6 separate regions of the Mus musculus genome follow, and regions 1, 2, 3, 4 and 5 are each linked to region 6. A link is a loop called in an ENCODE intact Hi-C map of the cell type or tissue named here. Cell type or tissue: left cerebral cortex. All regions are shown on one strand. Links, peaks and the distances in the headings refer to the core of each region. The heading gives the core; the rest is flanking DNA.

Evidence for each region. Peaks named below come from ENCODE experiments on the same cell type or tissue, not always from the same donor. Only the 100,000 strongest peaks of a DNase experiment are listed, where the experiment ranks them.
Region 1: a loop joins it to region 6, with 5 times the contacts of the local background. A loop is called at or near these places in 14 of 42 quality-filtered maps.
Region 2: it touches region 6 in a loop (2.4-fold over the local background); 14 of 42 quality-filtered maps call a loop at or near these places.
Region 3: it touches region 6 in a loop (3-fold over the local background); 5 of 42 quality-filtered maps call a loop at or near these places.
Region 4: a loop joins it to region 6, with 2.7 times the contacts of the local background. A loop is called at or near these places in 7 of 42 quality-filtered maps.
Region 5: it touches region 6 in a loop (2.1-fold over the local background); 10 of 42 quality-filtered maps call a loop at or near these places.

What each region holds. Positions count from the first base shown.
Region 1 is chr10:39,167,668-39,172,653 of GRCm38, forward strand. It overlaps a transcript of Ccn6 not described here. Among named protein-coding and RNA genes, the nearest start is that of Ccn6, 6.4 kb to the left of the region's middle. In left cerebral cortex, for the core only: CTCF peaks have their summits at 2,710 (motif pointing right), 3,611 (motif pointing right) and 4,276 (motif pointing right); DNase peaks (open chromatin) are centred at 2,702, 3,657 and 4,240; H3K4me3 peaks cover 1,013 bases; H3K27ac peaks cover 972 bases.
Region 2 is chr10:39,517,898-39,522,883 of GRCm38, forward strand. Fyn (Fyn proto-oncogene) reads left to right here. Exons shown (of 14, transcript NM_001122893.1): 6 at 4,857-4,955. Among named protein-coding and RNA genes, the nearest start is that of Gm40627, 70 kb to the right of the region's middle. In left cerebral cortex, for the core only: a CTCF peak has its summit at 2,671 (motif pointing left); a DNase peak (open chromatin) is centred at 2,586.
Region 3 is chr10:39,730,850-39,735,835 of GRCm38, forward strand. Rev3l (REV3 like, DNA directed polymerase zeta catalytic subunit) reads left to right here and starts at 1,311. Exons shown (of 32, transcript NM_011264.3): 1 at 1,311-1,764. The coding sequence starts at 1,626. It overlaps E130307A14Rik (RIKEN cDNA E130307A14 gene), which reads right to left and starts at 1,158. Exons shown (of 3, transcript NR_038037.1): 1 at 889-1,158. In left cerebral cortex, for the core only: CTCF peaks have their summits at 543 and 2,254; DNase peaks (open chromatin) are centred at 698, 1,057, 1,238, 1,505 and 2 more places; H3K4me3 peaks cover 3,148 bases; H3K27ac peaks cover 2,813 bases.
Region 4 is chr10:39,433,017-39,438,002 of GRCm38, forward strand. All of the region lies in intron 2 of Fyn (Fyn proto-oncogene), which reads left to right. Among named protein-coding and RNA genes, the nearest start is that of Fyn, 66 kb to the left of the region's middle. In left cerebral cortex, for the core only: no CTCF peak of the experiment used is centred there; a DNase peak (open chromatin) is centred at 2,300.
Region 5 is chr10:39,422,178-39,427,163 of GRCm38, forward strand. The region is part of intron 2 of Fyn (Fyn proto-oncogene); the gene reads left to right. Among named protein-coding and RNA genes, the nearest start is that of Fyn, 55 kb to the left of the region's middle. In left cerebral cortex, for the core only: no CTCF peak of the experiment used is centred there; a DNase peak (open chromatin) is centred at 2,596.
Region 6 is chr10:39,368,041-39,373,026 of GRCm38, forward strand. It overlaps Fyn (Fyn proto-oncogene), which reads left to right and starts at 1,759. Exons shown (of 14, transcript NM_001122893.1): 1 at 1,759-2,150. Gm31616 (predicted gene, 31616) reads right to left here and starts at 1,572. Exons shown (of 2, transcript NR_168583.1): 1 at 1,455-1,572; 2 at 1-565. In left cerebral cortex, for the core only: a CTCF peak has its summit at 2,257; DNase peaks (open chromatin) are centred at 1,658, 2,319 and 2,907; H3K4me3 peaks cover 2,634 bases; H3K27ac peaks cover 2,030 bases.

The sequences.
Region 1 (4,986 bases), core at 606-4,605, 200 kb before region 6:
AAGCCAGGTCTGGAGCATCCGACTTGGAGCACGTGAGATGGAGTTGAGCACTGGCGTTCACTGCCCTTTGCTCCTTGAGTGGAGCTGTAGCCTGGGCTCCTGCCCCGGGACTCCCCATCACGAGGGGCTGCCCCCTCAGATGTGAACCCTTGACATGCGCTGTGAGTTCATTTCCTGACAGCAGTCGGAAAAGTAACTCACGCAGCCAGCAACGTCCACACCTGAAACAGATGGCTGAGGTTAACATACCAAACCGGACCTGGCCACCAGACTATCACCCCACCCCCACATTCCTCAGCCCCTACCCTTTACCAGGCTGTCCTGGCTGGCATACCCAACACCCGCCCCCTCCCCCCCACCCCTCACACACTGGGCTGCTCTTCTTTATTTAATCCAACCATTTTGATTATCCGCTCTTTTTCTTTGTCCCATTCGGTCTCCTGGCTGCTGCTCCTGGTTCCCCTCTCTTCCCCCCCCCCCCACATGGTTCAGCTCAGGATCACATCTACACTGGCCTCCCCCAGGTGTCTCTGCCTCTGGGTCTGCTCTCCCACATATCTATGATAAACTTTCTCCTCTGCCATACTTAGAAGCTATGTCATTGAAGCTTCCTCCTTATTTATATAAGGAAGGAAAATAATATTCTAAATACCAGTGATAAGCATATGTATTGTTGCCAAATATTTGATCACTGTGTGAACCCGATATTGTGTTGCTTACTGGAAAAACCTGATTCTATTTGTGGTGTGGCTCACCCATTGTGGTGTTTATAAAGGATAAGGAGAGAAGGGATGTGTTTTGGCGGATGTGCAGTCGGGTGCGGGCCCATGCCGAGGCATCCCTTTCCCCCTGAGGGACCAGCCACATGATGGTGAAGTGTAGAATAGAGCTTATTCAGGGCGTGAGGAGGGGAGATGAGAGGATAGTAGAGATAGAGAAGGGCAGAGAGAGAATAGAGAAGTAGAGTCCGACCATGAGCATGTGGAGAGAGAGGAGGGAGGGGAATGGAGAGAAGATACAGAGCAAGAGGACAGAGTGAGAGCAAGAGAGCAAGAGAGAGAGGAAGGGGCAAGCAGCTCCTTCTATAGTGAGTCAGGCACACCTGGCTGTTGCCAGGGAACTGTGGGGCAGAGCCTAGACTAAATGCCAACACTCATAACACGCAACCTTTAATCCCTCTGGCTGGAATACAGACGCACCCTTAGTACATACCTTTAATCCCAAACAATGAAGGTAAAGTTAGTTTGTATAAAGAAGCACCTGTGTTTGATGTCTAATTGGGTGGCAGACAAAGGGATGAATCAGAGAAAGATTTGACAGAATAGAATATGCCCAACTCTCACAAGGGCAGAGAGGAAAGGGAAGCTACTTTGGGGAGCAGAGCAAAAAGGGAGAGGAGGCAGTTTTGTGGGGAGAGTTTTACAGAGACAGGTTGCAGAGAGAGAACAAGCTAGACACAGGTGAACACAGAACAAGTCAGAGAAGGAGAAGGAGCCAGAAGATTAGAATAGATTGCCAGATTTAGTATGAGGCCAAGCAGAGCAAAACGTCAGAGGCAGAGAGAGAAGCCAGATTGAATCAGGCAGCTTGGAGTCGAAGCAGCCTGCCAGACCTCAGAAAGCATGAGCTTATTCAGCAGTAAGTTCCAGAAGCTGAAAGCATTCTAAGCCTGGGTTAGATTATATGTAGGCCAGAAGCTTCCAGGCAGGGCTAGGCCCATAGTAGCAGATTGGGGCAGTAAGCCACAAAGAGAACAATTAGATCAGGCGAATAAAAGATACTTTTACAGTGTATATTCTTGAGGACATTTACTGGTCATTTAGAGTTGTGTCCATTTACTTATACTAATTATTGAGCGTTTCTGTTAAATGTATCTCCAAATTTTACCAAGTTCTACTTTCAAGATTCCAACATGAGTGGGTGGAGAGATGGCTCAGCAGTAAAGAGTACTGGTTGCTCATCAACAAGACTCAATTCCCAGCATGTACATGGCAGCTCCTAACTGTAACTCCAGTTCCAGGGGATCCGATACCCTCACACAGACATACAGGCGGGCAAAACACGACTCAGTGCTTTGCCTACGTGACTGCAGTGAAGCAGGCATGAGAGAAGGCATGTTCTCCCTTCCTCCACTAACCGTATGCAGCCTTGTTAATGAACACTTGTGCAGTCCCTGAGGCAGCCAGCGATGGGGAGAGGGCCAAGGGGAGGTAGTGCCACTCCCATGCAGGGGGAATGGAGAAGTTACAACGTTCTGCTTGGCTGTTAATGAACCAGGTCCCTAGCAACCCTCAAACCACATATGCCCTGCCCTGCCACCTGTATAGGGCCTGGGTCAGAGCTTATTGAAAATAAGCAGGCGCCCTCGTTCCACGGGCGTAAAAAAAGCAAGACCAAATGTAAGTCCGTGCGGTATAATTCGCTCTGTCATTTGTTTTTGCAGAGGGAATGCTGAGTGGGAAGGAGAGCTAAGTTAATTAGCCACAGACACAGAAAACCGCCACATGAAAAGGAGGGAGGGCAAGAGAGGACCGAGCATTAACCATGCTCCCGAGTGCGGTTGGAGCTAATGTCACAAGCAAAGAAAAGCACGCAAATGCAGTGTGCTGTTCCTGGCTTTCTTTTTAACTTGGAGTTTTTTAATAATGCGTCATGAAGGTGTGTGGGGAGGGAGAACACAAATGCAGTGCCCATGGAAGCCAGAAGAGGGCGCCACAGTCTCGAGCAGTCCAAGCAGAGCTACCAACCTTTGTAAAACCTGTAGACAGGTTTACTGAGAGGGCTGTCAGCCTTGGCTAACAAGATGAAAGGTAATAATCATGACAGGATGCCCAGTGAGATGCTTTAACGTATATGTGGCATGCTTATACTAATTGTTGGTTTTTAACCTGAAATTCAAATTTGGTCATATAAGCTTGTACAGGGCTTTCTTTTATCCTGGATCATGTAGAAAACAGACTATTTTCAAAATAACAGGTGCGCTAGCTAATTTTATGTCAATTTAACACTAGCTAGGGCCATCGGAGAGGAGGGAGCCTCAAATGAAAAAACTGCCTACCTAAGATGGGGCTGTGGGCAAGGCTGTAGGGCATTTTCTTAATTAGTGATTAATGGGGAAGGTCCAGTCCATTGTGGGCGGTGCCGTCCCGGAGCAGGTGGTCCTGGGTGCTGTAAGAAAGCAGCTGGGCAAGCCATAAGGAACAAGCTGGTAAGATGCCACTCCTCTGTGGCCTTTACATCAGCTCTGGGCTCCAGGTTGCTGCTCTGCTTTAGTTTTTTGTCCTGACTTCCTTCGACGATGGACAGTCATGGACCTGTAAACTAAATAAATCCTTTTCTTCCGGAGTTGCTTGTGGTCATGGTGTTTCATCACAGCAATAGTAACCCTAAGACATGTTGCAAAAAACCTAACAAGTCTATATTTCATGTGATGATGGGCATTGGGAGCTTCAAGCCTTCGTGTTATTTTTCACAGGCAGATAGAAAAAACTTATTTTTTCTTTGTCCTCTTAAATGAGATTAGGTGTTGAAAACTCCCTTCACCCATGCAGCTTTCACGCTGTTTCCGGACTTTCCAGCTCAAAGCTGCACTAGACCCTGGTGGTCGGTAGATGGCGCAACGGGTCAATGTTCCAGCCGAAGGCTCTTATGGTCGCTGTCAGGGAAGAAAGGAGGCGCGCGTTTGCCGCAGAGCCTTGCATTATTGATCTCTGCTGCCGCAGAGGTGGGAGGAGCCCCGCCGCCATCTCGCCCAGACTCCTGCAGTAGCGCTAGGATGGTTGCTGCAAGAGGCTTTTCCATCCCTACAAAAAGTCCTTGGCTGGGTAGGGAACGTGCATTGCTCCTTCGCAAACATTCGGCTTTTTCATTCCATAGCAAGATCAGATTTCTCTGTGATGAGAATCATTACACACTGCGTTCTGAACAGCGGCTGTAGCCTTTGAAATATTTAAATCATTTAAATCCACATTTGTTTTAAAGTACTACCAAGTAGTGATACATAATATACCAGCAGCAGAAAGACAATGAGATAGTGGAGCTGGGGCGGGGCGGGGGTCCATCTCTCCTTTTGGTTTTCCAATCACAAAACATGCTTATATAGATAAACGGAAGTACTCTTCACATAAAATGGTCTCGTTGTGTCGATTTAAACACAGCCAAGTGTTCACCAATCATTGTCACCGGAAATTTGCACAATTGGACAGTCAGAAATGCTCTGACAGTCAACCGTGGGTGGGGCCTCCACGTGATCTCTGCGGTTGGAGCCTCGCCCTTCTGACCAGTAGAGGGCGACCAATCGATTAAATGGGAATCTCAGACAATGCAAACACATTTCAGAGTAAACAGCGAATGTGTTAACGCAGCAGTCCTTTTATTTGGTCGGTGTGTTCTCTGACTACAGATTTGTAGATTAGAATGTAGTATTGTTCTCTTTCTTTGCAAATCAGACATAGGAGGCATCTTTATGTTGTCTCATTTGCATTCGCCTAAATGAAATAAGTATTTAAACGTAGTCCAGAGCGACTCAGCTCACAAATCCTAGAGTTTTTGCACCTACAGCCTTCAAATGCAACTCTCCATCTTCCCCTTACTTCTCTTCCTTGAGACTTCCGAAGCATTACACAGACTTTCACGGGAAACACATCTTCCTTTGCTTTGAAGTGGATCCTGACCGAGCTCATTCTTGTATACAATGGGACTGTCAGCTGACAGAGCCCTCCACAAAAGATCCCCCAAATAAACCCGAGTCAAGATTTCACCGTGGGAAGCATGTTTCCGTCCTGGATGCTGCTACTCAAACGTCATTTGAGCGCTGGGTGGGCCTATCACAGAACAGTCTCAAGACTTTATAGCCAACCTTAGTATATACAACTGCTGCAACCAAAAATTTTCATTCTCAAGCTTAACTATCCCGATATATTTAGAATTTTAGCTATATTTAGAATCCTTTCCATCAAGTTACCTGTGGTCCCAGGTCCAGCTTCT
Region 2 (4,986 bases), core at 687-4,686, 150 kb after region 6:
GAAGTAGAGGGGTAGAAAAAGGCACATACAATTCTGGGCACCTGTGCACACTCCCGACATAGGCCTGTTTTGAGGTTGCAGCCATGGCCCAGTTAGTCACTGGCAAAGTCAAGTCCCTGTCATTGTCCTTTGTTATGGAGGAGTCTACACAGTCAACATGGAGGAGTCTACACAGTCAATAAAGCGGATTTTAGAGGAATGTTTAGGGGATGCAGCCTATCTCACTGTGCATTTTATTTGACTGCATAGCTTTTAACGGTTGCAGAGTTCTCTGGTCCTCTGACCCTGTTCTCCTAGAAGAGAACATTGCTAAGGGACTTTTCCTTTAAGGATAAAATTCTTTGTCCTACATGGTATTTAAGTGCCCCTTTTCACGGTTATGGAAAAGAAAAGTAAGGTTTGTACAGCAAAACGATATCCTGGAGTCAAGGGTAATAACAGGGAAGGGAATACAGAGCAAAAGACAGAGCAGATGGTGTGAAGGCCTCCCTCCCTCCCTCCACCACCACCAGCCCTGACAGGAGAGGAATGGGGCTCTGTCCTCCCCGGGGCAGCTGCCCCCCCATGTGTTCCTTCTGACTACCCCTCCCATCAGGACGTGCTCAGAAGGCTCCTCCCAGTGCACACAGGGTTGGAGGGGTCCTCGCTGACCCGTTGGGAGTTCTCAGTAGTAAAAGGCTTGCGTTCACAGCACTGTAAGTTCACCTTCTCTCCCCACCCCCGTTCTCACACTTTGTAACTGGTGATTTACCCACCTTGAAACAGCATGTCCTTAAAATGCAGTGGGTGTTTTACATAGGTGCAATCATGGCCTGACCCAGGACCTACTGAAAGCTAGTTTCTGTCATAATCAGGAAAAAAAAAAATTGGTTTGATTTTTTTTTTTTTTTTAATAAGTTTGGTGGTTTGGTTTGGTGTTCAAAACAGGGTTTCTCTGTGTAGTCTTGGCTGACCTGGAACTCACTCTGTAGACAAGGCTTGTGTCCAACCCAGAGGTCCTCCTGTCTCTGCCTCCCCAGTGCTTGAGATTAAAGGCATGTGCCACCACCACCCAGCTGGGGAAAAAAAAAGTTTGTATTACCCAGACATGTGATAAAAGTAGTTTCAAGAGTCTTATCTTTGAGTAAGAAGTACAGCTGTGGAATGCAGGAAGAATCCAGTATCCCTGGCTGGCCAGACAGCTCAAGGCTGGCTGCTCTTGGCAAAGCCACTTCCTGCCTCCATCTGATCTCCAAAGTATCTGGACTTCCAGCACCTGAAGCCGCAGCCCTGTGAGGGACTTGAGGATTAAAGACGGGATGGAAGAACAGAGTCTGTTACAAAAACTTAGAAGCCATTCTCAACCAGTGTCGGATTAAATCACGGGTTTGGGTCAGACAATAAGACAGTATCTTACCAGGTACGAGTGAATTAAAAAGCTGAACTGTAAGAACAGTTTAAAGAACTGCAGCTTTATAGGCTGGAGAGACAGCTCAGCAGCTCAGGCCAGGGAACCTACTACAGTTCCCAGCAGCTCAGGCCTGGGAATCTAGTCCAGACCCCAGCAGTCAGTCCTAGGAACCTTGTCTAGTCCGCAGAAAGCTGAGTGTGGCAGGCAGCACTACTTGTAACCCATTCCTGGGAAAGCAGACAGACAGGAGGAGTCACTGCTCACCCAGTCTCGCTAAATGAGCTAGCTGCAGGTTCAGTGAGAGTGAGAGTCCCTTTCTCAAAAACAAAGAAGAGAATAACTGAGAAAGATGCCCATGTAGTCCTCTGGCCTCTGTAGACATGCAAACACACTGGCAAGAATACCTGAACAGCATGCATCACACACACACACACACACACACACACACACACACACACACACACACACACACACACACACACAGGCACAGATTTTCAAATGCTGATTAACTACAGTAGCTCAAGTCAAGAATAAGGGTCCTGGGCTGGAGAGACGGCTCAACCGTTAAAGGCTAGGCTCACAACCAAAAATATAAGTGTAAGGGTCCTGTTAGAGATCCCGCTCCAAACCAACACTGTGTGCAGGACTGTGGAGGTGAATGGGTGCTGCCAGTGAATTAAATAGTTTTTGCTTGTTTATTTACCTAACAGCTTGTAGTAGATATTTTGAGTCTAGGACCAGTGAGAATAGAGTGTGAGAAAAATGCCACAAGATGTGACATTTGCCTTATAATGTGTGACTGTTTGTCATTTGTGTGTCACTCTTGTGAGGGGGAAAAATGGCCCAGAAACGTTAAGTCCAGAGTGGTGCTATCTTTCTTCTGAACAACTGTTACATTCTAATGTGTGTAAACTTATTTAGATGGCTACACCAAAACAAGACAGCTGATACTAACTTAAATTGGAAATTGCCTCATTAGTGAGTCAATTCATGATTACTCAGTCACCTGAGTAAGACTGGGCTTGTCCCCGATTGCAGCAAGATCCCCCAACATCCTGACATCACCTGAAATTGGTGCTCGCTCTTTTTCACTTTGATTTAACTAGAAGTAACTTGATGAAGGTTAGCATGCGTTAGGAGACAAGCCTGGGCTGCCAGCTCTTCATTCTTCTTCACTGTCTGGAGCGGTTCCCAGGCTGGGAGCAGTGAAGGTTGGTTGCTGTGAAGAGCCAGTGGGTGATCTTTATGTTTTTCAATGATGAAATGTCTCCATCTAGTGGAATTTCAGAGCAGTAAACACTCACTATTAAAATGAAGGTAAAGCCTTTTTCTTAAACACATGGTGGTCAGTATAACTTCCAATATGCATTTAGATGCTAGACTTACAACTACATATATTTCTGTGGGGCTAGAAATGGGAACAGTGCTGACTTAAAATGTTAACTTGGTTTTCTCCTTGGGGGTGGGGATGGGCTCCTGGCCTTGTGTGCACTAGGCAGGCACGCGGCCACAAAGCATCTACGTCATGAGATGTACAAGGCAGAGGCACACATGCACACATGCACGAATGGTAGCTAAGAGAGATGTTCACTTGACAAAGGACATGGCTCTCCTTGGGGGAGTTTTGTCTATGTAAATTCTTTGATGTGTATAAATATTTCAAATAAGAATATGGACACAATGTGATTATAATTAAACAGTTTTCTGGGTAAGAGAACTACAGTATCACTCTCATGGTTGATCTGTTAGTTTAATAAGGTTAAAAAGGAAAGATGCTAGGAGTTTCTTTGTTTGTTTGTTGTCTCACTATGTAGCCCTGACTGTCCTGGATCCCACTTTGTAGACCAGGCTGGCTTTGAACTCATTGAGATTCACCTGGCTCTATTTCCAAGTGCTTGGACTAAATGTGTGCTCTAACACCCCTAACCAAGAAATAGGTTTTATAATCCCTCAAAATTAGAGAGATAGCTCAGGAGTTAAGAGTGTGCTGCCAGCACCCACATCAATAAGCTCATAACCATCTGTAGCTCCAGCAGGATAGAGGTCTCTGGTATCCAAGGGCACCTCCACTCCTCTGCACATTACTGCATAGAGAGGCACACATGCCTACACATAATTTTTTAATATAATTTTTTAAAACTTATATTAGCACTTTGGGTGTGTGTGTGTGTATGTGTGTGTTTTCTACTGTTATTTATCTCATAGCCACACCCACTTGGATGAGTTCCCATTTTATTCTTTTATTCTGTGACTTTCTAAAGCCCCACCAGATGTCACTGGTCCTTGGTACCCCTGCTCAGAAGTTTTTTCTGTAGGGAACCTGAAGGAGGGAGGACTCTGGCTTAACAGGAGGCCAGGGTGTCTACCTAATGTTGACCTGGGGAAGGTCTTCCCAGCCCAAAATCAGTACGTTTTCTTCCCTGACTGAGCATCAACAGAGCCCAGCCAAAGACAATTTTAAAAAAAAGAAAAAGAAAAGAAAGGCCTGAGGTTTCTCTTGTTACCTTCACAGACTAAAAAAAGAAGAAAAGGAGGTGATGTGTCTGTAATGGTCAGAGGCTGAGGCGCCTAATATGGTGACCGGCAGGCCTGTTTCCCTGGCCCTCATAGATAGAGAGGCTTTCATTTGGTGCAAGTCACAGCTAAACTCCACGCACATGATCATTGGCCCACCCACTGTTAATGGGAGGAAGCTCACATGCCATAAACCTTCATGAATCCAAGCGTATGGATAATAGTTCTATATATAGTGACTGTAAACTGAGAGTCGGAAGTGCCCTTCCTGATTCACACTCTGAGAATTTTGCTGCAGTGGCTCAGAGATCTCTTCTGCCCTCCAGCTACACAACTGCCTGGCCTCCATCTGAATCTGGGGGTGGGGGTGGGGGGAGCTATGAATGTTTAATAGAGTAACATCCTGTTGAGAGTGTCTGAGGAAATCCTGTTATGTGGTGTTCTTATACTACCTGCAGAAGGTCATGTCTTCTTCCTACTTCGTCAAGAGCAAGCTTGATAGGTCCACTAAGCATACATCCAACCCTCACTGGGCCTCCTACTGCTTCTCCAAAGTAAACTGAGGCTGGTGTGTGTACTCCACACACACACACACACACACACACACACACACACCCCTCATTCAAGATTGCCTCCTACCCAGAAAGATGCTCCTCCCCGAGCCCTAAGTGGGAAAGTTTCCGTTTCAGGATCTCCTGATGATGCCCTTGAACTCCTCAACCTCCTACTGGGATTTCCACCCTTAGCTTATGTGGGGCCGGGTATTGAACCTAGAGCCTCGTGCACGTAAGAAAAGCACTCTGACTTCAGCGCGTGGTGCTTTGGATTTCTTAGGGCCCGTGTTGAAAGTTTGCAGAAGGGGGCACAAGGCTACAGAAAAGGCATAGGGTCGGCCTGCAGAATTCCCAGCTGGATGGTGCGTTCAATTCATGTCCCTTCTTTTCCTTTGCAGGGAAGGAGACTGGTGGGAAGCCCGCTCCTTGACAACCGGGGAAACTGGTTACATTCCCAGCAATTACGTGGCTCCAGTTGACTCCATCCAGGCAGAAGAGTATGTTGTTGTTGTTGTTGTTGTCTGTCTA
Region 3 (4,986 bases), core at 389-4,388, 360 kb after region 6:
CGCCCAGTATTAGTGACCAAGCCAGACAAAATCCATAGGTTCTAATTTAACATCCTCACCAGCAGCATCTGTTGCCCCCGCACCCCCCAATCCCTAACTGTGCCACTTCATCTCCTTTCTAGCTCCAAATAAAGTTGGTTTTTATTTTATGTCTTACCCCACCCCCTTTTTCTTCTGTGTCAACCCGTAGTAAAATCTTGCACTAAGAGTGAATGAAAACACGCCGACTTTTAGGAGCCTTTCCCTTTTGCCAACATTTTCTCTGAAAGGCTCTCGGGGCTCTCCGAGCAGCCGCGAGAGGAGTGGAGGGAGGGAGGTGAGTGGAGCAAACAAGTCTTTCCGTGTTCTCGCTCGTGCCGCGTGTGTGTGTGGGGTGTGTGTGTGTAGCCTGCGCGGGGGAACCCACAGTGGTTGTCCTAGTGCGAGAGGGGCAGGCGGTGGGGGAGTGGGGGGGTGGAGAAAACCACGACGGTGGGAAATCCCTGTGCTGTCGGTGTATCTGCCCAGCTTGGGCAAAGCTGGGCAGGGCCGCGCGTGAATAAATCTCCTTAAGTGGCCGGGCGCAGTCACTGCAGCACCGCAGAAGAGGAGGCGGGCGAGGCGGGGCGCGAGGCTCGCCCGGAGCTGGGGGGAGGGGAGGGCGGAGGAGGGAGCGAGCGCCAGGGCGGCCCTTTTATAGGCCGAGGCCCGCGCGCCCCCGCCCCTCGAGCTGGCCCGGGCTCCAGCTCCGCCGCCGCGTTACCTGAGAAGGGCCGGCACGTCCAACGCTCCGCCCGCCCGCTCGCTCGCCCGCCCGGCCCGCCCTCCCTCCTTCCCACCCTCCCGCTCGGCCAGGGCCGCCCGAGGTCTGTGCCGCGCCTCCCTTCTCCCGCTGGCGGCTTCCCTTACCTTGTGAAAACAAAACAAAACAAAAAATATCCTCTCCGCGGCAGCCCCCGCCTCTTCCGTAAGATGTGACATGGCGGTCGGCGAGGGGAACTCGGGAAGCCGCCAAAACCCTGCGCCCCTCTGAGCCTATCCATGCTATCGGCGCTCCCCGGGCCCCGCCGCAGTGACCCGGCCCACAGGCCGAATCATCGATTCCTCGGCGCGCGGCCCGGCTTCCCGCCAGCTTCTTCCCCAGCCGCGCGCTCCGAGCGGGGGAGAACCCCCTCCTCGTCCCCTCCCACCCCGGGCGCGCGCCCGCCCGCCTCCTCCCCCCCCCCCGTCGCCGCTCGCGCGCGCGCACACACACACCCCTCCTCCCCTCCCCCAGTGGTTGCGTCCGTGACATCATCATCATGGCAACAAGAGCTGCAGCCTGGGACCGAGGAGCCCGTGTGATTCCCGGCGGCGGCGGCCGTGGCGGCAGCAGCAGCGGTACCACCCGACCCGACGAACGCGCGAGGGCTTCTCTCCCGCTGCCTCTCGCCCGGAGCGTCTGAGGAGGCGGCGGCAGCACACAGCCTCCGCAGCCTCCGCGCGCCGCCGCCGCTGCCGCTCGTCCCGGCGTCCGTGCGAGGGGCGGGGGGGAAAAGCCGAACCGAGGAGGAAGGGGAGGAGGCGCCTCTGCGGAGCCCGCCGCCGCCGCTGCTGCCAGGTCGCTGAGTGGAGGGGAGGCGGTGGCGGTGGCGGCGGCGGCGAACATGTTTTCTGTGCGGATAGTGACTGCCGACTACTACATGGCCAGCCCGCTGCCGGGGCTGGATACCTGCCAATCCCCGCTCACCCAGCTCCCTGTCAAGAAGGTGCCGGTGGTACGAGTCTTCGGGGCGACCCCGGCAGGTAAGCGGGAGCGGGCGGGAGCGGGAGCGCGGGCGCCGGGTCGTCGGGGCTGCCCTCCCTCCGCGCACTCGCGCGCACGCCGCCGCCGGCGGCCCTCTACAGGGTCGCTGCGGAGTCTGCCCTGTTCTCGGCTTTGCTCGCCTTCTCTCTCGCGCGCGTGACAGGAGGCGCAAAAGAAAAAAAAATGTGGGCTCGCGTGAGCGCTGCGCCCCCCTCCGCGGCAGAGAGGCGGCGGGCGCCCGGTCTCTCCTTTGCGAGCGGCGAGCAGGCTGGAGCCCCTGCCTCGGTGGGTCGGGTGGCTGCGCCTCGTCCCCAAGGACGAGTTCGCGGGTCCTTAGAGGTCGGTCCCCGGCGGAGACCCCGGCCACTCGCTACGTGTCCCTAGTGCCCCGTTCGAGAAAAGGCTTTGAGGGCAGAGGCGAAGTGTCAGGCGTGTTGTCCGTCGCTCCCGGTTGCCTCTGTTCACCCTCGCTCTCCTCTGCCCCTGCCGGAGATGCTGTGGCTGTAGAAAGTGGCGCCCGGGGCCAGATAATTTTTCTCATTGAAGTGACCATGTGGCTCTTCTGTGAGTGCAGGTCGTGACTGCTTAGAGTTTAATGCCTCGACAGGGACAGAGCGGCATCCTCAGGTGCAATGCTTTCAGGAAATGTGCATCCATGGAAATAGGAACTACGTGTTTGTGTCGCCCAACATAAAATACTACACCTAATGGGGGTGGATTCGTTAGGAAACACAGCCAAGCTCAGCAGCATAGGCATTTTAAAATTCCTCTAGGCTGGGTTGCAGGGTTGCATTTTAAAAATAGATTAAAAAAAAAAAAGCCATTTTGAAGAAATGGTGGGGGGGGGAAATGACAAGCTATGTTCTGGAACACTCTTTGGGTTTATAATATAAATAGGTTAGGGGCCAGATATACAAGGTTTTGCGTTTTTATCTTTCAGTTTTGCGTCTTTTTACATGCTTTAAACTGTTAAGATGAAATGGTAAAGCCGTATTCTGGAAGACGATTCTTACCAAGGTATAGCCCTATGGGGTTTCAGACGGCATTTCCCACTTGATGCTCTTTGCCTTCGTCGCCATTCATCTTTATTACTACAGTCAGCTTCTGTGGACTACCAAGACAATACCATTTCCCAAAATACAGACACTCGTTCTAAGCTACTACCTTTTAATGTGAATTCTCTTTGTTAACAATGCCAATGACATAAATAAGGCTGGGTAAAAGACTCCTTTTTCAAGTAGAGTTTGATGCTGTGAACCTTGGAAGATCGAGAACCGGAATGCTGGTAACAGTTGGTAGAAAGTATAGCATTTGAGACGTGGAAGACTGGAAAATCAGAGGCATTATAATGTTCTGGAGGATAGGTTTTCTACCTTTTTAAATGCTGTGCTGCTGTCTTTGTTTTGATTTGGAATCTCAGGGTAATACACTGCCTGTTCTCCTTTCAGCTGCAGAGGATGATAGTGAAGTTGATTTTCAAGTTGTAGAGCAACATGCTAATAGGATATTGTTGTGGTGGTCCAGTTTGTATGGTGGTCGAGTTATAGGTTTTCCTGCTACACTCACTCAATAGGTATACGTGAGTGATTTTAAAACTATTATGTAGGAAAGCTTTTGTTTGTGCGATTGCATGAATTTCACTTGCTATTAGCCGATTCTGTGAAAGAGTATCTTTTACAAATAGACTGGTGTAGACACTTGTGTTTCTGAATGTTGGAATGTGAACTATTTCATAAGAAATATTTATCTCTTCTTCTTGAATATCTTACAATAGGTCGCCAGCCTCCAATTAAAAAGAGAAACCCTCTGTGTTTTTTGTGGTGTACTTGGAAATGTATACTATAAATGAAGAAAAAATAAGTACTTGTGATACAGGCAAAAGCAATCATCACGTTGCTAAGGAGTATCATGTTGCTAAGGAGTATCAGGTTGCTAAGGAGTATAAGGTTGAAGGTATAATTCACAGGTTAAAGCAAAAGTTTCTGTTTCAAGCATGACACATAGATGGATGTAAATGTCAGTTTAGACCTCAGTAATTGGTTCATTAATATATGGTAATAGTGCTTGTGAGATACCTTGGTGCTGAGGTCAGAGGAAAACAATAAAATAATTCCTTACATAGTATAAAACAAATCTTGTTTCCTCAATGTGAGAAAAAAAAATTGAAGTCCTTGGCACACACTTAAAGTCTCCAGTTTTTATAAATCAAGCATTTTTAATGTCATAGACCGCCCCCCAGTAGAGTTAATATTAATCCAGACTCAATGAAAACTACCCTGCAGAATTTTCTGCTTTAAATTCTCTTCCCAAAGAAAACTAGTCCAGGCCATGTAGATTTAAAACTTGGAAATAATGTAATAGAGCGGCCAGAATATTTTATTAAAAATCAGTGTTTGGTGGGTGTGGCGCTGAATGCCTATCATCTGTCCCTGGTGGCCAAGGCAGGTGGATCTCTGAGTTCAAGGCTAGTCCGGCCTACTTAGCTAGTTCTGGAGACCCAGGACTACACAGAGAAACCCTGTCTTGAAAAACCAAACCAACTAACCAAACACAATTTGAATGCTAGAATTTTTTAATGAAAACAAATTTACTATTACAAAATTCAGACATATTACTAATGTGTAAACTATGTTAATGGACATTTGTAACACCTGTAAGTCCTCACCTTGTAGGTGTTAACTTTGGAAGTCCGTAATTCTTTGATTTGGAGAAAAGATTTTTTTTTCTTAAACAGAATTTGCTATTCAAAGTAGATCCAATATCAGCAGAAGAAAGTTTCTCTCAAAATGGCTATTTGAATTATAAATTCCGAGTCAATTGGATTACTGCTGTTGCAGGAAAAGTAATTTTCTGCTTTAGGAAACAGTCCAGTTAACTTTTGTTGTCCTGTCTTAAGGACATATTTGGAGTAATGTAAATAAATGTCTTGGATTTAAACACCTGTGTTTTGAGTTTGTGAAATTTGAAAATATTTTTTTAAATAGCATATTCAGACTTGAATGTGAATTTTTGACTGATTGGTTTGATCATTTGCTAATTGAACATAGTGATTCCTTATAAAAGTCACTTCATTTCTTTCATGTGAGTGAGGGAGTTACGTTTTAGAAACCCTTAGTTCTTTAAACTCATTAATTTTTTTTTTTTTTTACATCTCTTTGGTGTGTGTGTGTGTGTGTGTATGTGTACACATGTTTTCAAACACCATGGTGTGTGTGAGTACA
Region 4 (4,986 bases), core at 332-4,331, 65 kb after region 6:
CAGGGAGAGGCGGGGAAAGGGAAAGGGACTAATTCGGGGAGTGAGAGAGATTGATTAGAAATAGAGGGGTGAGTGTTCTTTGACCTCCCTACAAACCACAGCAAGGACCGGCTTCCTCTGGCTCCCTGCCTAAGAGTTTGAGACTTTTCTTGTCATGTAGGACAAAGCTCAGCATTGGTGATGGCCTTCTTACCATCGTCTGCTAAGTCAGGCAACTCGTGGAGGTTCCCTAAGTGTGCCCCAAGATACAAAATGCAATTACCTACATAATGGACACAGCTTTATTGCAGAAAGTATATAAAGAAGCCCTCTGTTAGAATGGATCTCTTCAGTAGAGCCCTTGTTATAAGCCCATGAAGTGCTCAGTCTGTGTCTACCAAGGGCATGGCTAGAGAAGGCAGTGGCCTTGTGCTGACCCCAGGAGGAGAAGCTGAAACTGGGTGCCCGAGTGGAACAGATGGACAAGCTGGAGACAGCACTGGTGCCCAAAAGACATGAGTTAGGCTTCAGCCTGCTTAGATAAGTTTCCCCTTCAGTTGTTGAGAGGATTAAATGTAAAATTCTTGGAGCATATGACATCTTCAGAGTGTCACTCCCTGTCCTCCAGCCCTCCCCTCCCCTCCCCAGTCAGAGCCTTGTTGCCATCTTAAACACTTCACATCCAAATCTCAGGACAAGAACGTAAATGTCATTGGCAGGTGTTGATTCGGTGGGGCAGACCCAAGTGCCCCAGCTCCTTAAATGGGTCTGCAAACTCAGCTTAGTAGTGACAAACTCTGTCCTCAGTCACGGTGGACCAGGACTTGTGGCATTTCTATCTTCCCAGCAGCTTGACGGCTACTAAGAGCCAATTGCTAAAGAAGGGTATTAAATGCTTTTCCTATTTTGCAATGTAATGCTGACTTTAAGTCTCTTCCCTTGGGACTTTGGTGGAGTCCTTTGGCTAGTGGGTGGCTGTCCGAGTTTGCTTTCTGTTGCTGTAATGAGCACCATGACAAAAAGCAACCTGGGAGTAAAGGGTTTGTGTCACCTTACACCTTACAGTATAGCATGACGCGAAGACAGGCAAGGGGCCCACACAGAGGCTGCGGAGGAGTGCTGCAGACTGGCTTTGCTTCATCACTCGCTCAGCCCACTCTCGTATGCAGTCCATCTCGGGATGACTCCACCCAGTAAGCTGGGCCCTGCCATATCAATCAGTAATCAAGAAAATCCCTATAACCCAGTATAATGGAGGCATTTTCTGTTGAGGCTCCTTCCCAGATGACCCTAGTTAGTGTCACATTAACAAGAAACAAACTAGTATATTTGTAGATATTAGGGAAAAGGGTCATCTTTGATGGGAGGTAGTGGAGACAGGTTCTTCTAGGGGGTGGAGCTGGACTTAAAACACCTGACCCTGTAGGACATGCTGTAGTGTCGAAGGCACTTCCACTGCTTAGCTTTCTGTCCCGTCGAGACTTGCTGGCTTTGGAGAGCCTGAGGTGGCTTTCAAGGGTTCCTGGAATGGTTTGTTGTTTGTTTGTTTGATTGATTGATTGATTGATTGATTGATTGATTTACCACAGTACCTGGAATCACTGGAATGCACAGTTGTTCTCTGTGGCTCCAAGTAGCCCAAGCAAGAGTGTGGCTCCAAGTAGCCCAAGCAAGAGTGGGCAGTGGGGCCTTGAGTTGTGCACAGTCTGGATTAGATGTTAAGAGTCCCTCCGACTTGCACTGGAGTCTTAGAGTGCAGCCATATACTGGGGCAGTGGGAGACCAGTTTATAAGTCAGTAGAAACTTCTTACTTAGTCTAAGCCTCCGTGTGTGTGTGTGTGTGTGTGTGTGTGTGTGTGTGTGTGTGTTTTCCATCCCCTAAAGTGCTGTTGTGAACTCGGGAAAGAAAGGAAGCTGTTAGAAAAGCAGAACTGTAGAAGAATCTAGAGAGCCAACCCATGAGCAGCGCCAGCCCCCTCTTCTCTTGCCCCCGCCCCAGCTTTCCTTTCACACAGCCTACATTTGTTTTTCCACTTAAGTATTTAGAAGGTTTGTAATCCGATCATTTAAATTTGTGGTTATAAATGACCTTTTCTTTAGGAAAAAAAAAAAAAGAGGCAGTTGGTTCAGAGAGGGTGGCTGAGTCATTCAGCAGTGAGTGACACTGTGAGTTGACTCACAGTGGGCACCAGGGTAAGGGGCTGTGGCTGAAAGGGTGGCGGTAGACATCTGGATGGAAAAGGGTTAAGCAGACACTGCAGACCCTTGTTCCTCAGGCTCAGAAGGTGAGCCAGTGCTGGTCTAAGTGTAGGTAAAGACCAGTGGGTGGAGCAGCCTACCAGCAGCAGCAGCAGCAGCAGCAGCAGCAGCGTGAGTCACGTGTGGATTGCCAGATGCAGCAGAAGCATAAGGATGCCCAGTTGAGTTTGGATTTGAGATGCACAGTGAAGCTGGGTAATCAGGGCACACACCTTTAATTCCAGCACCTGGGAGGCAGAGGCAGTCTGGTCCAGGGCTACACAGAGAAAAACCCCGTCTTGAAAAACAAAAAGAGAAACCAAGTATTGGACTGTAATTCTTACCATAGCTTATCAGTACATCCAGCTAATAACTGTGGCTTACATAACATCAGGGACTATCAGAGATACGCATTGAATCATTTTGAATATAATTTTGTCCCAAACTGTGCATCTGAATTCGAGTTTGGCCTCATGTTCTGATTTTACTCAGTGATATTTCTGCTTGGCTGTGCCCCTAACATTTGGACAGCTCTGTGACACTTTCACAGAGTAATGACAAGGCCGGGAGGAAGGGATTGTGGTTGAGAGCCTCTTAGTTGGTGGGAAAATTAATGTTCCAAGCTTTCCCCACGGAGAAGACACTGTACGACCAAACTGCTGGCTTTGTCACAGGTGCTGTCTCAGTTGGCAGAAGGTCCTCAGAGGCCTCCTCAGATGAACGCGGCCTGACAAATTCCTGGAGGTTCTTCTACTTAGGATGAAGGCCGAGAGCCAGCTTGCCTACTACTCTCTTGTTTTTATAAGGGAACTGAGGACTCCTGAAGCAGTGCTAAGGAAACCTCAGATGGAGGCCGCTGAGGTCTTTCAGTGCTGTGACTGGATTCTTAGTGACTCTCAACTGTCCGTACAGTCAGGCAGCAGAGCTGCTTTGTGGACACAGCCCTGATTTTTGTTACTGTTAAGTTCTGCATAGGTAGCCCTTTGTTGCCAGTTAACAAAGACTGGGCACCAGATAGTTACAGGGATGTCACTCATGACAGTGGGTGTAGTATGAGACATGTCGTGTGTTTCCCGAGCATAGATACTCAGTAGCAGGAAAGTGAAACTTCAGAGTGTGTGTGTGGCCCCTTTCTGGGTTCTCTATTTTGGGGTCTGTGATGTAACTTCTTGGGCTTTTAATTTCTCAGAAATGAAATGTTCTTATAAAGTTTATTTAGTTTACACTAGCAGCTTTTGAAACAAACTAATTTGAAGATGAGGAGACACCAATGAAATCAGTAGAAGTCAGTAACTGTATCCACTGCAGTATTCCTTCAGGGACTTGGCATAAGCTGATCCTTCTCTGTACTCTCTTTATGTAGTTTATCCCACTCCTACCTTGGTAGGTATTTTCTGGTATTTCTTTGGAAAGTAAATATCCAATATCAATATAGTAGTGTTCTTTATGTATGCATCTGTCTTCCTTGGATCTGCCTTTAGGTAATTCTGCATTTAGACTTGTTACTTCAGAAATTAAATTATCCTAGGCAAGTTGTTCAGTATCTTGCATTGCCCTTCATCTCTGGGGTTTGTTCACACCTCTGCCAGGAGTCAATGTTACACATTACTTCCCTCCTGATAGCATTTCTCAACCTGTGGGTTCCAACCCCCCCACAGGGATCACATCATATCCTGCATATCAGACATATCAATATTTACATTACAGTTCATAACAGTAGCAAAATTACAGTTGGAAGTAGCAATGAAAATAATGTTATGGTTGGGGTTTGCCACAACATGAGGGACTGTATTAGGGTCACAGCATTAGGAAAGTTGAGAAACACTGTTCCATGACCTTAATAGCACGAGACTCCCCTTGCCAGGTTGGAGAAGATGAAGCAGATTATGACTAAAAAGCTGAGTATGTGATGGAGGAGACTGGCTGAGATCCCAAAGGTTTGACAGGTCATAATCCTTGTTTACAGATACTCTCAATAGACCCCAGATAACACAGATAATTCAATGGCTACTTTTATAGGTACCAAATAATATAATCACCTGAACTAGAAAAGTTGAAAATTATGAGTTGTGTAAAAAGATTGCTCAAAGAAATGAGGCAGTACCATACACTCAAACAGCCTGTTGGAAGCAGGTGTTCTGAAGTTTGGAGACAGGGGATTGATTCTGGGAACAGGTTTACTGGAGAGAGAGATGAGAAAGCAGCAGTGGGAATTCTGTCTTGTTTTAGAAGAATTTCATCTGAATTCTGGTCATCTGGTATCAGACTGCCATTTCCTATCAAGCAAAAACATACCTGGTGAGAAACCTAAGAGTTTTACATACTTTCTTCAAAGCTAGCTGCAAGTCCATCTTGGTAAATAGTAATTAAGGATTCTTCCTCAGTTGGTTAATGGTACCCATTGAGTTTTATCTGCCAAGTGGGCTGCAAACATTTTAAACTGTGAGATGTGTTGAATGTTTGCCTGGCTCTTCCTTGTCACCTACACAGTATAACCTGAGCTTCCCCTAGGGCCCAGCAGATTCAGGTTAGATGATGACAACCAAACATGTGGCTGCTCTCAGGAAGGCTGTCTCCAGAACACTCCAATTCCAAACTGAGAGAAGCTGACATTGTCAGGCAGTGCCCAAGCCAGGCTGGGCTTGTATCACAGTCTCAGACACACTGCTTTTGTAATTGGCTCAGTTTTTTGGTGTTTTTTTTTTTTTTCCAGTCATTCTGGAGCACTGGAGACACTCCTGACTGACTGATGTATTCCCAGGAACCTT
Region 5 (4,986 bases), core at 355-4,354, 54 kb after region 6:
GAATCTGCAGAGAGACACTTAGCTTTTGTTTATCAGGCAATGCAAGCATTTTCTCTTCGATTGAAAGAGAAGAGTGATCATAAACCATGGGTTCTTAGTACAGGCCGTCTACTTTCAAACTCATCTAGCCTTCAAGAAAAGCAATGCTTCTTTGGTTAAATAAGTTGAGGTCTTTGTGTGTGGAGCTGAGAGATGGAGACCATCAATGGTGAATATACTTGGATAAATACGGAATGCAGGGGATCATCCTTGGCTTGTGATGGTCAGCCAGAGCGTTGAGAAGGCCAGGCTCAGCACAAGGGACAGTGTGTCAAGACTGGTGAAATAGCTGAGCTGTACCTAAGCAGCCCATCTGTGCTTTTAAAATGCATGTGCCTCTGTTCACTCTGTTAGGAGCGTGTCATAGGAGTAACTCACAGATGAGAGGGCTGCAGACACAGAACATACAGAACGTTTGAGAAATCAAGAAGACATTGTCTGAAGTTTGTCCTCTTTGCCAGCCATTTCTTGATGTGATTAGTGGGGACGACACTTAGAGAACAGGGCCACTGACAACCAAGAGGAAGTGTGTGGGCACTGTTTGTTTGTAATCCAAAAAGTACTGAAAAATCGAGAGAGAAAAGTGAAATGACCCAGAACCCATCCCTTGCCCTAGAAATCTGCATCTGTGTATCCAGGCTTACAGCAGTGTTTCCTCATGGGGCTAGAACTCTGTACGTTCGTTTACGACCTATTTTGAACACACTAAGAAAGCACTGTAGATTTCGGGTTGTTGATTATAGTTTTATATCACAATTTTTCATTATTTAAAGAATACTTTATTAGTTTCTGTAATCAAATCCATGGAGACAAGACCTGACATGTTTAATACAGCGCATCACCCCTTTAAAAATGAGGAAAATGAATGTCAGTGTTTCTAGATCAGTATGGCTGCTCATTTATGTGCAATGCCAGCCCAACACAATAAACTGGGATGCTTACCCCGAAGCTGACATCACAGCTAATGTGTCTAAAGCTTCAGGTGATATAGCCGTGGAGATAGTAATATAAAAAGATCATTCATGGCAATGCATCAGGAGCAGCAACAGCTTCACCATTTGAACAAAAATTACAGAAGTATCCAACATACTCCATTAAAAAAGTAAAAGACAATATCTCAGCAAACGGCATAGTTTTGTTACTGTTGTGGTACCAGGAGCCATTTTCTTAAATTGACTTCCCCATCACCTAGGTCCTTATACAAGTAAAATGTTTAAATTCAGTTGTGTAATTGTATCTCAGTAATTTATATATGGTGCTGTTCATTCACAAGATTTACTTTCTTTCTTGTTCCAGCCCTGTAGTTGGCACTGAGTTGCCATGCTGAGATCCGGTAATACAGCAACGAGCTTCTGTAGCAGTGAACGGGAGTTTTTACTGAGAAACCGTGACTTCATAGGATCTATGAAGCACCAGTTTTTTAAGTTTTAATTTTATTTCTCCTAAAGAGAGTTTTTGTGTTGTTGTTACTGCCTTCTGATGGTCAGGTTTGAGTTAAAGATAGGTTGTCCATTACAGTTACTGAATCCTTGCTGTAAGCATGACATATTCATGTTGTCACCACCTTAAATGGAGCTGGGTTTAGCATTGGCAACTTCATGTTTAAGACCATACTTTTAAAAACATAACTAAATCAAAGGCATTTGAGGAATAGCTAATATAAATATTGTAGGTAAATCCAAGTATTTATCTCCATTTCTCTTCCCACTTGGCTAGGTGGTGCTGACATATCTCTACAAATACCAGGAATCCTCTCCTCCAGCCACATGTGCAACTTTTTGAAGCTAGGCAGTTCTGTCAAGAGCAAGGTGCCAAACTCTCTTGACAACTTAAAATAATAAACACCATATGTATTATTTTTAATATAATAGGAAATTTCAGTGATGAGGAATACTCTGAAAATGATAGAATTCTTCACTGAAATTCCACCTGCTGCTTATTACGCAGTCAAATACATTATGCAATAATGTGATTGTTGTCTTTGTTCTTTGGGAAGTGTTCAAACAGTTGACGGACTGGGAGGAGATTGCTGCTGAAGCCAGTCCATAGCTCCCAGTCCATAGCTCCCAGGGGCCTGTGGAGAGGGGACTTGTTGTCTCTGACTGCAGCCTTCCAGGACAGGCACCTCCTCTGTATCTTTCTAGATTTTTCTTTTTCTCTGTCTGTCTCTCTCTCCTTCCTTCCTTCCTTCCTTCCTTCCTTCCTTCCTTCCTTCCTTCCTTCCTTCCTTCTTAAAGCTTTCACTTTGAGACAACCTGGAAAAACCTTACAGGTTCACATGGAAAAGATAGACATGCTAACACAGTGAACATAACAAAAGCTTAGACACCTGCCCGCTAATGCTGAAGCTCAAGTTCTGGAAGTCGGACATGATACAGGGGCTGAAAGAATAAATTGATATTCCTCTCCTTCCTCACCTGCTCCTTCATCAGGATCCACACCAGCTTCCCCATCCTTCTGTAAGGCAGCCTGGTCCTCACAGGCCTCAGAGAACACCCTTCCTCCATGTCCTCACCCACATACCAGTGCACAAAGACAAGCTTGGCATACATCAGATCAAACTTGTGATGTAGGCAAGCCCAGGCCTCCGCAATGCCTGTGGTGTTTCTTGGAATGCACACAGTTCTCTGTACGTTGGCCAGCTCTCCACCAGGTACCACAGAGGGAGGGTGGTAATTAATGCCAGTCTTGAACCCAGCAGGACACCAGTCCACAAACTGGATGCTGTGCACGGTTTTGATGGTGGCAATGGCAGCATTGACATCTTTGGGAACTTTGTCTTATCAGATTTATTTTAAGAGAAGCTCCTTTTTTTCAGAGAAACTATTGGGAAGTCTTTAAAGCATATACACACATACAGTATTCACACAGGTGTACATGTATACACATACATAGACACACAGAGAAACAGCCACACATGGACAGAGTTGGTTTAAAGGCTCATACCAAGTGAGTATTTTTACCTTTCCCTTAGCGGATTCTGAAAGCTTCCAGTGGAAGAGCAGAAGCAGAGCGTCCCCTCTTCACGTTCAGGGTTTCACTCTACTCTCTTCTTGTGGAGAATCTGAGGTCTCATCCGAGGAAGCGGCGGGCGCTCCCACTTGACTTTTATTATTCTCCTCCCCATTTTATGTCTTTTGAGTCTTAACTTAATTCATAAACTCTAAACCTCTTTTATGAAAGTTTACTCAACAGTTAGGTTTTATTGTCCTTTCACTCTGTTGTTGTTGCTTTGGTTCTTTGAGACAGGGTCTTACTGTGTAGCCCTCCCTAGACTGCAGGTCGCTATGTGAATCAGGCTGACTTCTAACTCGGAGATCTGCCCGCCTCTGCCATCTGCATGCTGGAATCAAAGGCATATGTCACCGAGCCTGTCTGTTTTGACCTATTTTTTAAAGTCTTTCCTCAGAATGGTGTTTGAGTGTGTTGTAGGATTCCCTCTTTGTTTTCAGCTCCATAGAGCAAGCATTGCACCTTCTCTTGCAGAACTGATACACTCATGAAAATGGCAGTGGGGCACCCACATGGGCTAGGGTGAGAAATGAGGGCTTACAAGAACTGCTACTAAGATGCCCTGCAGTCTGCTGTAGCTCCTGTCTCACTAGGACACTTTCTTGGCACTTCTGTTATGAGAGCTTAGCAGTAGGTGCTCCATACCCATCCTCATGCTTGTTCACACTTCAGGTAAGACCTCTTTCCCTTTGGGATGCTGGTATCCATGTAAGTTCTTGCGCCGACACAATGAAGGTCCAGGTGACACGAGTTTACATGTGAAGACTCTCATTGGTTCACTGATTTGTCTTAGAAATCCTGTGAGTGAATGGTTATGACTATATCCATTTTATCAAAGACAACTCAGATCTGGAGAGATGAGGCATCTCATTTAAGACTGTAACTTAATTACTCATCTAAATATGGGGTCTGTCTGAGTAGCCTGCATGTTAGCAGTTAATTACCATACTCACTCTGCATCTTTCTTCCAAGCACCTTCTGGTAGGGGCAGAATTGGAAGCCATCAGAAGTGTTTGAGGAACCCTGGGGATCCATTGTACTGGATGGATGTTTCTGTCCATGCGACACAGGCTTGACTCCACTGTCAAGGTTACAGCTCTTAACCCAGTCATTGGCTCATGCAGGGCTTTATACAGTCTTTCAAATCACTACGTTAGGTAATAGGTTATAGGTGATTGCAGATCTGTACGAGGGAAAATACTAAGTCTTAGCTTGAAAATACCAATCCAGCTTTGCAGATTACACGCAGCACATTGCGTTGGTACACTCTTGTAGGCACCTTCTGATTACAGTGAGGAATGCACAGTGAAGTAAATGTTCACTCCTCACAGAGCTGTTTTGGCAGATGGATTGTTTACAGTATCTATCTAATCTCGAGGCACTAATAGTGTGTGAGTAACCTCACTGTGTGTATGAAGGTAATTAATATTCAGTCATTTTCAGTAGGGCCTTTATCAAGGGTGTGATTCCCTCTGCAAAAACACAGCAAGTGTCCAGAATGTCTTTTATGTAAAGAACACAGTATTTTAGAGATGACAATCACATGTTACTTGGAAAACAAGTGGCACACAGCCCTCATGTATGGAGGAAGAAATCGTAGCCTAGGTTGGTTGCATGTAATTAATCCAAGATGCATGAATCCAGTAATAAGAGATTTACCCTTTAACTTCATTCTGTTCATGACCTGATCTTTGACCTTTCAGAAGCTCTGTAGCTATCTACTGCCCTGCCCTCTCCCCTATAAAAACAGAAAAAGGAACAATTCTGGCTCTTTAAAGGGAGTGAAATAATTCTGCTGTGTAAGCATATTTGAGTTTTCAGCCTATCAACTTAAATATTAGTAGCCATTTGCTCTTTCTCTGCCTCGTATTTTTCTACACAGTTCCACAAAATGCACACCAAGCAGATGGCACAGACAAGCACATGGGGTATTTA
Region 6 (4,986 bases), core at 633-4,632:
ACTGCCTGTAAGAAAATAAAATTTCAGGTTTAGAACAAAGCATGGCTTGCCTTGGGTAGGCTGAGGACACTGTTTAAGTCAAATCTACTTTGATGACCTTTGGGAGCAGATCAAAATGGGAAATAATGCTAACATCTTTCCAGGGCTTTCTCACTTGTTCACAACATCAGCAAATCTTCTTGTGGAGACAGAATCCCTTTAAAGCTATCCGGAGGAAGAGTTGTGGGGTTTTCCTGTTTTTTTGTTTTTATTTATTTTTTTCAAAAGTAAGTAAAGAGAAAAAAACAGAACAGAGTCTTGCTGGGAGTTGGTTAATTTGTCATTTAATCATTTTGCCTCTTATTGGTCCACTAATTACGTGAAGAAGCTATTATGCTGCAGATGCCAAAAATGAGACTCCTCTCAAAGAAATTATTAACAATGGAGTGACTTAGTACCATCTGCTCCAGGTTTCAGGAAGAGATCGGACATGGAATTCCTCAGTGTCACCTTCTCTTGTCCTCAGTTTCCTCGTCCATCACATGAGGATCATTTACTGAATAGCAGCAAATTTCTCAAAAGAGCACTGCGGAAAAGACAAAGAAAAAAAAGTCAGCAAAAGAGACTGGTATTTTTAAACTACAGGGGAAATGTACTGAGCAGGAAAGATAACACAGACCTTGAGCGCCTAAGGAAGCCAAGGCTGCTTCGCTTAAACTTACTTCTTAGAAGATTAGATTTGCTGAGGGGGAGGGATGAGTTTCTTACCAAAATCATTAAAGAAAATGATTCTGAACATGTCTTAAAACAGAGTTCTCAGTAAACAGGAATTGCCTATAAAGAAAATCAGGAAGGCAAAATGTTTCTTTTTATGAAGTTACATCCTGCCATAGAAAAGCTGAATCGGAAATAAAGACTGCAGACCAACCCGGCTATTATTTCGTCAAGGAAAATCTGAGCAAAAAGCTCAGCTCAGCCACCAGCGAAAACAAGAAAACCAAGAGAAGTTTGAATGCCCCAAGGAGCCAGACGAGCAATGGCCACTGGTAAACAGCTAGGGAAAAGCACAAGCAATCTCTACTGGGTGGTTTTGGGACTCTTTGTTGCAGGCCCCTTGAATTTCAGTCATACTTCTCTTTCACTTTTCCTGGGGTAGGTGTGGGGGGGGGGGCGGGGAGCATATTTGGGTACCCAAGAAAATGAGACTAACAAGTCATTAATTTCTTACTATTTGTTGTGCGTTTGCTGGTCCTAGCTTTCCCAGTTTCTGCAATGGTACTTCTCTACTTTGCTCCTCACTTCCCTAATTTGCCATCGCCATTCTTAACACCTTTCCATTTTATCCTCCCACTCTCAAAGGCGAGGCTATCTCTTTGGAGAAATAGGTTCCCATGGCTGTGAGGCTGGAGTGGCAGGTGCCAGTCTCCACTGGCAAAGTGGAAAGCAGCTCATTCCCTGCGCACTCTCCTGCCCACCTCACCAACTCGCAACTCCACACGATCCTCAGACACACAACTCTTCCTTCTCCGCCAACCTCGCATCCTCTCACACACCCTGTGGCCGTGCGCACCGCAGGCTGCCCGCCACCACTGTAAAGCTCAACCCACTCGGCGGCCCCACCCATGGCCGTCCCGCCTCCGACGCATTCACCAATGGCTGCCGGCGCTCAGCCCTCAGCGGGCCCTTTGATAGGGCAGAAAGACCTGACAGTCTCAGGGCGTGTCCCGCCCCCTCTCGAACCCCTCGGGATCCGGAGCAGCCCGAGCATCAGCGAGAGTAGCTGCGAGAAGCCGCGGCGGTGGCGGCGGCGCGTCGGTGCAGTTGCGCCATCTGTCAGGAGCGCAGCCGGCGGGGAGGGGGCTCCGCAGAGAGGAGGAGGGGTCGCCGTGCGCCGGGCCTCCGAGACCCGCCCGCTGGTCAAGAGCTCAGCGAGGCCGCCTCTAGCCGGAGCGTTTCGAGGACTCCCCGGGCACACACAAAGCCGCCACCCGCGCCAGGGAGGGACCGGGCTGCCGGGCCGGGGACACCGGCGCCGCCCCCTCGGCGCTTCGCGAGGCCCACGAGCTCCTGGGCCCCGCCGCGGAGCCGCGGGAGCCGCCTGGGCCGCGCCGGAGGAGGGCGGGGAGAGGACCATGTGAATGTGCTCCGGAGCTGAGCGCCAAGCCAAGCAGGTAAGCGACAGGGGATGCGCGGAGCCTCGGGATGCTGCGGAGACGCCCGGCCCAGCGCCCCCGCACGGGCTGCTCCCGCTGCGGTCCCGCCGCGCAGCCTCCAGGGCGCCCCGCGACGCAGGACACTGATGCGGGGTGCCGCCCCGAGGCTGCGCAGGCACCGGGGTGTCTTTCCTCGGCCGCCGGCGGGTGCCGGGTGGAAAATAGGAATTGGCTTGGGGGTGAGGTTGGCCCAGCTCCGCCCCCGCCCTCCTTTCGCGGCCCCCCGCGGGGACCAGGGCTGTGTGTGTTGTTTTAATGTCAGGGATGATGTAATCACTTAATAATTGATGCCCCGTGCTGCTTTCCTCCCCACCCAACCCCTGCCCCACTCCTCCACCTCTCGGCTTCCTCCCTCGGTGGCCCTTGCCGTTCCCCAGCGCATCCTCCTGCCTATTTCTGGAACCTCCCTTGCACTTCCCCCACCCTCCCCTTCACCCTTCCTGTGCTACCACCCACCCACCCTTCCCCTTTCCCCTGTGTCTGGCCTTGCCTCCTCTTCCTCTGTCCCCCCACCCCTTTTGCTCTCTCAAGCTTATTTCTCCTCCCTTCTCGACACGCTGGATTTCCTCCCTACTTCCCTAGGTCGGTAGACGGTTTTGTTTGGTCTCCTCTAGGCTCTCTTATCTTTGAGGCCACAGGGACTGACTGAGCTAGAAAGAGGCCACCAAGCTTGGGCCCAGGAGGCGTTTGCTGGGACTCACTGGGAGGAGGGATAATAAAATCACCCGTTTTGCCCCTCCTTCCTCTAATAAATCAGACTCATTCTGTGTGTGTGTGTGTGTGAGTGTGTGTGTGACACAAAGAGCCCTTTCAGTTCATAGAGGAGAGACACATAAAGTACCCAGGGCACCATGCTTCTTGTGTCTCATCCCTGGGGCGTCCCTTTCTTTCTGGTGAAGCAGTTGATCTCTTAGTCTTTTCTGCCACACTTACCAAAAAATGAAGGCTCCCGGATCCCGGGTGGCAGGTGCAGGCATTTAGCTGTGTTTACAGACTGGTAGCATTGAGTGGCAACTGCAGTTTTCTCTATTTAAGGTGGTGGTGGGGGGGATTATTTCAGCTGTTTTAGGAGTTGCTATACTTTCAAGGAACCTTCCCCTATCCCTCATTTCCCCCCTTTTCTTCTTGGGGGATAGTTACTGATACCTGAGACAGGATAAATTGATGAGGGATCAGAAGAATTTTGTGTCTGAGTCAGAATCAAACTGTTTAACACGAGTGAGGCAGCCTGACTGGATTCCCTAAAGTCCAAGGCCTCTTTGCTGAGTGAAGTCTTTTGAAATGTGCTCTGGTCTGCCCAGCAATGCTGCCTAGCCCTTTTATTTAAGAAACTGGGGCCATGGATAGCAAGCACTTGGGCTGGCGTTTGGAAGACCCTGGAGGTGTACCACTTGTCTGCTTCAAGGTTGACTTTGGAAGCTCACATCCGGCCTCTCACCCTTTGTGCTCAGTCTCCCTGTCTGGCTCTACCCAGTGAGTACCACACATTCAGACTTGGAGGAAGTGGTTTCAACTCTCACACTTTGGGTCTAGTTAATTATGAACAGGGGATGTAGATGTCTGAGTTCAGAACCTATGGTGTTCCTCTGAAGGTAGAAATGTTAATGTAAGTCTCAGGCTTAGTTTGTCAAAACTTAGGTCTGATCTGCTGATTCCTGGGTTGTGGGGTCTCAACTGTTGAAAGTAACGAAACTGTCCCAAGTTTACTCTTTAGCTGTTTTATCTGAAAAGAGTTGTGATCCATTAAGCTGACATCTTTTGTGGAACATATATATTTATACATATACACACACAGTAGAAGGGCTAATACTGAATGTTCTCTGAAAACAAAGGCTGGTTTGTTGGGATGCCAGACCCAGAAAGGAAAGTCAGTACACGATAAACTTGCACCGTACTGACCAAGTCAGAGGCACTTATTAATGATAAGGTTGCATGAGTGTGGGCGAACACCTCTACTTTCTGGAGGTCTGAAGTCCCCTCCCCCATCGTCTGATGTTCTTGAAGCCCAGGCCCAGCACACGTGTCAATTCTGAAGCCTTTGCCAGCTTCTCTGCTCCAGGCAAGCCACCATGTCTTCAAATTTGTCTTCCAACACCATTATCAGATTCTGTTTTTGTTTTCTGTCCATTTCTGCCATTGGGTAGAGAACCTAACCCAATGGTTTCTTGGTTTCTGTCAGGTTTTACTTTTGTTGGTATTACCTGGTAGTTCCATTTAATGAGCGACAAATGTGAATTAGATCAACGATATGGACCCAACGTCTTTTAAAAGAGACTCATGTTAGTAGCTAGAGCAGGCCTGAAAATGTATAATGGTGCTAAACCAAAATATATTTATTTTTGTTCACATGTAGCCCTGCATAGGTGTCTCTGCTCAGTAGCTGGCTTTCTTCTGTCCTGAGTGATTCTGGGTCCCATTATCCTATCATGCCACAGCTTTCCATAACCTGTTGTAACAGTTTCAACCTGTTTCAACGGATTGGTGGGATGAAGAGTTGGGGAGGGTGCATCTACCTTTAAAATGCTTTGGTCTGCACATGTCACTTCCACTCTGTCTTTAGAAGAGTCGTGGCTATATGACCATGCTTAACAGCAAGAGAATCCAATGAGAAGTGTAGGTTAGCCATGTGCCCCGAGAAAGGAAAAGGCTTGTGTGTTTGGTAAACACTTTTGCATAATAACACTTAACAAAAGCCATCATTGTTTGGTTGCTTTGATTTTCATCTTCAGCATGTTTTTTAAAAACCTGGCATTTTGTGATTTCGGGGGACCACTTATCACGGGGCGATCCTTAG